Regions from separate parts of the Homo sapiens genome. Here region 1 is linked to region 2. A link is a loop called in an ENCODE intact Hi-C map of the cell type or tissue named here. Cell type or tissue: dorsolateral prefrontal cortex. All regions are shown on one strand. Links, peaks and the distances in the headings refer to the core of each region. The heading gives the core; the rest is flanking DNA. Region 1 has its middle 160 kb from the start of LINC03099. Region 2 has its middle 110 kb from the start of ATP6AP2.

The links. Peaks named below come from ENCODE experiments on the same cell type or tissue, not always from the same donor. Only the 100,000 strongest peaks of a DNase experiment are listed, where the experiment ranks them.
Region 1: it touches region 2 in a loop (7-fold over the local background); 5 of 110 quality-filtered maps call a loop at or near these places.

Annotation. Positions count from the first base shown.
Region 1 is chrX:40,419,568-40,422,481 of GRCh38, forward strand. No RefSeq gene overlaps it. Among named protein-coding and RNA genes, the nearest start is that of LINC03099, 160 kb to the left of the region's middle. In dorsolateral prefrontal cortex, for the core only: no CTCF peak of the experiment used is centred there; a DNase peak (open chromatin) is centred at 1,534; H3K27ac peaks cover 1,691 bases; H3K27me3 peaks cover 2,094 bases.
Region 2 is chrX:40,471,284-40,474,197 of GRCh38, forward strand. No RefSeq gene overlaps it. Among named protein-coding and RNA genes, the nearest start is that of ATP6AP2, 110 kb to the right of the region's middle. RefSeq lists enhancers at 741-790, 1,031-1,210. In dorsolateral prefrontal cortex, for the core only: a CTCF peak has its summit at 1,253; DNase peaks (open chromatin) are centred at 818 and 1,258; H3K4me3 peaks cover 333 bases; H3K27me3 peaks cover 2,327 bases.

The DNA of each region.
Region 1 (2,914 bases), core at 198-2,697, 52 kb before region 2:
TCCCCCATAGCAACTGTCCTAAGAGAATCAGGTGGAAATTGCATGTACCTTTCTGGCCCAACCTCAGAAATCACATGATATCACATGTCATAGTCTATGGGTTGAAGCAGTTATGAGCCCACTCAGATTCAAGGGCAGGGGAGATAGAACCTAGTTTGTTGATGGGAGTAGTATCAAAGAATTTAGGGGCCATGTTTTAAAATGGCCATAGGTACCAAGTTCCTCATACCAGTGAGAAATGGGTACTCAAAAAACTCTGGGTGCCTTGAAAATTGCGGAAATGTATGAGCAGTAGAAATTTTGATATTCAATACTGTGAACCTCACTCGTTTTGATGAATTTAGAGGATGGCCAGTTTAATAAAAGATAGGGTTAACTAAAAGCTTTTCTTTGAGTGTTTTCAATTAATTAATTACCTATTGTTTTATTTTTAGAGATAGGGTCTCACTCTGTTGCCTAGGCTAGAGTGCAGTGGTGCAATCATAGCTCACTGTAACCTTGAACTCCTGGGCTCAAACAATCCTCCTGCCTCAGCCTTCTGAGTAGCTAGAACTTGAGGCATGTGCCACTATGCCTGGATAATTTATTTTATTCTTTGTAGAAACAGGGTCTCACTATGTTGCTCAGGCCGGTCTGGAACTCCTGGCCTCAGGCTTTCCTCCTGCCTCAACTTCCCAAAGCGCTGGGATTACAGTCATGAGCCACTGCCCCTAGCCCTGTTTTGAGTTTTATGTTCAGATGTTGTCATCAGCTGAGGAGTGTATCTTGCTGATGAGCTAAAGATTCATTTGTAATTAGTGGTCCTATTTGCATACTTTTAAAAACCTTCTTTCCACTGTGATCATATTTACCATAGTGGTTTGGTTAGAGAAGCCTTTTCTCATTGTAGAAATCAAGTAAGATGATGCAGGTGAAAATTACTTTGGATATTCTAATGAGTTCTGCAAATAGGGGAGATGATGACTCTAGTCAACTTCAGTTCTGGTCAAGTTTCCAACTGAAGTGATATGTCTTAATGGATTTTATTTTAATGTGTTAATGAAAAATGGGCCAAAGAGACGTGCATGCTGGAATTCAGAGTATTCTGAAGATGAAATTTCAGAGTTCAGCTCCTCAAACTCAAAATTCATCTCATCTGGCCTCAGAAGATTTCAGAAGGGTCACCAGGTTGCAAATATTCTTGCCTTATTTTTGTTAGAGAGAGGAAATAAGGGGCAAAGCTTTTGCCTCTGTCTTCCTAAGACTCAAGGGCAAAGGCTGTTCTAGAACCCCCAGATTCTGCCCTAGTCTTGCAGGAACTGGAGACAGAAAATTGACACAGGAAGGTGTGGGCCCTGAGAGCAGGATAAGATCAGGCATTGAGCCCTGGTATGCTTCTGTTGCTATTCCACAACCCACCTCAAAACTTAATGGCTTGAATGGCTTGAAACAATGAGTCATTGTTCCTTTCAATTCTGTGGGTTGACTGGGCAGTTCTTCTGCTCCACATGGTATTGGCTGGGGTCACTCATGCAGCTGCAGTCAGCTGGGAGCTTGACTGGGGCCAGAACATCCAACCGGCCTCCCTCACATGTCTGGCACCCTAGTAGCTGGGACTGAAATGGCTAAAGGCTGGCTGGGTCTCACTTTCTCTCCCTTCGTAGTCTCCATCCCCCAGGGCCTTTCTCCCTCCACATGGCCTCATGCTCCAGCACGGCAGCCAGACCTCTTTATATGGCAGTGGGCTGCCAAGAGAACAAAGGCACAAGCTGCCAGGCCTGTTAAGGCTGAGACCTGGAATTGGCACGAGGTCACTTCCATCGCATTCTATTCATCAGAGCAAGTCACAAGGCTGGTCCAGATTCAAGGGGAAGGGAAATAAGTCTCTACCTCTTGATGGGAGTTATGGGCGGCCATATTTGGGGACTTCCACACCAACCACAGCTTCTAGGCTTAGATAAAGGCATTGTGCCATCAGAAACCTCAGACCCAGCTGCTCCTTAACAGGTAACATCTCAGTTTGACCATTTGTTCATCCAACACCACCACAATAATAACCGTAGCTACTACTTATATAGCACATGCTATGTACCAGTTCCTGTTCTAAAGGCTTTACATTGATAAACTTATTTAACCTTCACAATAACCCTGTCCGCTATTATTATCCTCGTTTTACAGATAGGAAAACTGAGGCTCAGAGAGTTTAAATGACTTGCCGAAGGTCACACAGCTAGTTAAGTGGCAGAGCTGGAATTCAAATTCAGGCAGATGGTTCCAGAATCTGTGCTTTCACCCATTCTGCTATCTTACCTCTCATTCCTTGATGCTGTGTGTCAAGCTCCACTAGAGTTGCTTAGGATATTGAGATGCATAAGCCTATCTATGACAGAGACTGTTCCCCAGTATACTACATCCCCTTCTAACATAATACTCAAACCCTGATTTTCAGGTGGGCACATGGCCACTTAGAAGAAAGATTACATTTCCCAGCCTCCTTTGCAGGTAGGCATAGACATGTAATTAAGTTCAGGCTATTGGATTACAAGTGGAAGTGACAATGTGGCTGCTTCCAAGAACCTTCCTTAAGAGATGGCTGATATTTGACCATTGCCTCCTTTAGTTTTCATCTTTTGCTGCCTGGAATGTAGATGTGATGGCTGGAGCTCTAGCCACTATCATGAACCATGAGAACAAGGGCTTCACCTTCATCAATGTTGGGATCTGGAATGGTAGGCTGAAAGGAGCCTGGGTCTCTGAGATCTTCTTAGAACAACAGCCATTTCCATGCTGAACTGTTTATCTCTAAACTTTAACACACGAGAAACTGCTCTCACGTTTAAGCCACATTGCAATTTTGAGTCTCTAGCTCCTAGCCAAACCGAATCCTAACTGATAGAGTCCCTATCCCCCAAGGAGCTCACAATCTACTGGAGCA
Region 2 (2,914 bases), core at 96-2,595:
TGGGTTGGGACTTGTCTGAAGGCAGTATGATCTCTGGACTTTTGAATTAGATTGGAGTCTATACATCTGTTGCATATTCCCCTTCTCTGTCTTTTTTTTCTTTTTTTCTGAGACGGAGTTTCGCTCTTGTCGCCCAGGCTGGAGTGCAATGGCATGATCTCGGCTCACTGCAACCTCCGCCCCCTGGGTTCAAGCAATTCCCCTGCCTCAGCCTCCCGAGTAGCTGGGATTACAGGCACCTGCAACCACGCCCAGCTAATTTTTGTATTTTTAGTAGAGACGGAGTTTCACCATGTTGGCTAGGCTAGTCTTGATCTCCTGACCTCAGGTGATCTGCCTGCCTCGGCCTCTCAAAGTGCTGGGATTACAGGCGTGAGCCACTGCACCCGGCCCCTTCTCTGTCTATATTCATGTTGTTCCCTTTTACTGGAATGTTCTTTCCTTCCTTCTCTATCCTTTGAGGCCAAGTCCAAATGCCACCCATTGAAGAAGCGTGCCTTGACCTGAACCATGCTCGGGGTGGTCAGAGTCATGCCTGCTAATGACCCTTCCTTGAACTTCTCCTTCAGCACAGAGCACATACTGCCCTGAAAAGTGTGAAGCTGCAAATGTGTGACTCTCCATCTCCCCTGCGAGGACCTAAGCTATTGCTTCTCTCTCCCCAGCATTCGTATCACACCTGGCATCCTGAGCCTGCACAGTGCCACTGAACTGTTCCTAGAAAGGAATGTTAACTATGCTAGTATGGTGTAGTCAGAGGAGGAGAGAGTGGATGTGAGCATATGGTCTTCTGAGCTAAAGCCAGACGACAAGAAACAGTAAATGCTGCAGCTGGGTGGATTCCTGGGCCCCTGCAGCTGCTGAGAGCATGTGAGGACTTGCGAGAAGGAGGAGGAGTCACAGGCAGGAGCCAATTAGATTCTCTGTCTTTCCCTCTGTTTACAACTTGCATACATCAGTAGTCTCCAGGCGCAAAGTCAAATGCCAGGAAAGTACACATTTCCCCGGCCCCTCCTCCTCCCCACACCCCAAGCCTTCTGTGGCAGACGTGGGGTTGAGCTGCTCCGATCCCCTTCAGGAGCACATCTGCTGTGCAACTTCTCCGAGTGTTGTGAGCAGACAGCCTCAGGGCCCACCTCAACCTTTCCCACGTGTTCCCCGGCAAGCGGCTGAGCAAGGCGGGTGGTACTCAGGGCCAGCCCTTTCTGAATTAGACAGGGTTCCTCTGATGAGCACCTTTGCTCGGAACTCCCGCTGGGCTAGCAGAGACTTTTCAGATCTGCACTGCCACCTGATGGCTCTCCCTGCCCCGTCCTTCTTCCTCCCCTCCTCCTTCCGCGGTGCTACTTCCAACAAACCCTTGGCCCTCCTTACTCCACCTCAGCACCTGCTTCCATGAGAAATCAACCTGTCACACCCTCCCCAGAGGTCAAAACTGTTCATCGTGGGTGTACGTTCTTCCAGATAGTCTTTTCTTTGTATTTATATACATGTAGGTACGTATGCCACCAAAAGGTTTGTTATTACTCATTTTGTTTTTACATAAATGGGATTATACGGTGTGAATGGCTCTACAACTTTTAAAATTTAACACATCTTCATGAGCAGTCAGTATCGGTGCACATAGGTATGTCTTTTTTGTATTTGCTGTAGAGTATTCCACAGTATGGCTAGCCCATTATTTAACCATTCTTATACTGATGGACATTTGGGTTGTTTCCCTTTTCTGTTATAATTAATAGTACTGCTGAAAACATGCTATCAGTGGGTTTCAAATCACAATAATAAGCTGAACCTTATTCCAATCAGTATAAACCACGCACAATGAAACAGGACATGTATTAACCATGTCTCTTCTTCTTCTTCTTCTTTTTTTTTGAGACGGAGTCTCACTCTGTCACCCAGGCTGGAGTGCAGTGGTGCGATCTCGGCTCACTACAACCTCCACCTCCCAGGTTCAAGCGATTCTTATGCCTCAGCCTCTCGAGTAGCTGGGACTACAGGCACGCGCCACCGCGCCGGGATAACTTTTGTATTTTTAGTAGAGACAGGGTTTCACCATATTGGCCAGGCTGGTCTCGACCATGTCTCTTCTTTTCTGATGCTCTGACAACCGGGGCCTTGCTGACCTTGGAGGCACTGTCCCCTCTTAGAGTTAGCCAATTCCTAAATAGAGGAAGCAGCTCCTGCCTCTCACACTCCAAGCCACTATCCTAATAGTGGCCGCTATCCTAACAGCGTACTCCTAGCCCTAATTACCCCAGGGCCAGCCACTAGACAGCCTGGGACAGCCCCTACACCCCAGAGCCCACTGAAATTATTCAAACTAGCCAATCATAAACTTGCTCATGCTGCCTGGCCCATTCCTTGCCGCAGAAACCACAACAAAGGTACGTGCCCACCATTTCCTCCTCGACCTCTGCTTCCTGATCAAACTGAGCACTTCCTCGTGGTCTCCCCTCCCCAACCCATGGAGTGGCATGCCCCCTCCTGTTGGGATCTGTGAGTATAGCAAACTGCCTTTTCAATGGCAATGGTCTCCATTTTAATGGCAATGGTCATCCATAATGGCTGGCCTCACCATACTTGAATAACAGTAAAGCATATAGGTTAAAACAGGATGGAGCATTGGCAAGGGAAAAACATTGTCTTTTTCTCCGGAAGGTTCCAGAATGCTTTTGTTTGTGAACCCTTTCTGGGCAAATGTAAGTGCGAAACATGATGTGTGACTTAGGTCAGACTGAAGAAGGAACTTCCTGCTAGTCAGCAAGGCCACCTGCACTACCCAGTTCCTGGGGCATCCTTAAAATGGTGTCATCAGCAATACCAACCCTAGTGAGCTGATTTCCCACAGAGCAGAGGCAGGGACTGAGGCCATGCAGCCAGGCTCCTGCTGGCTTAAGGCTTTAAGGAA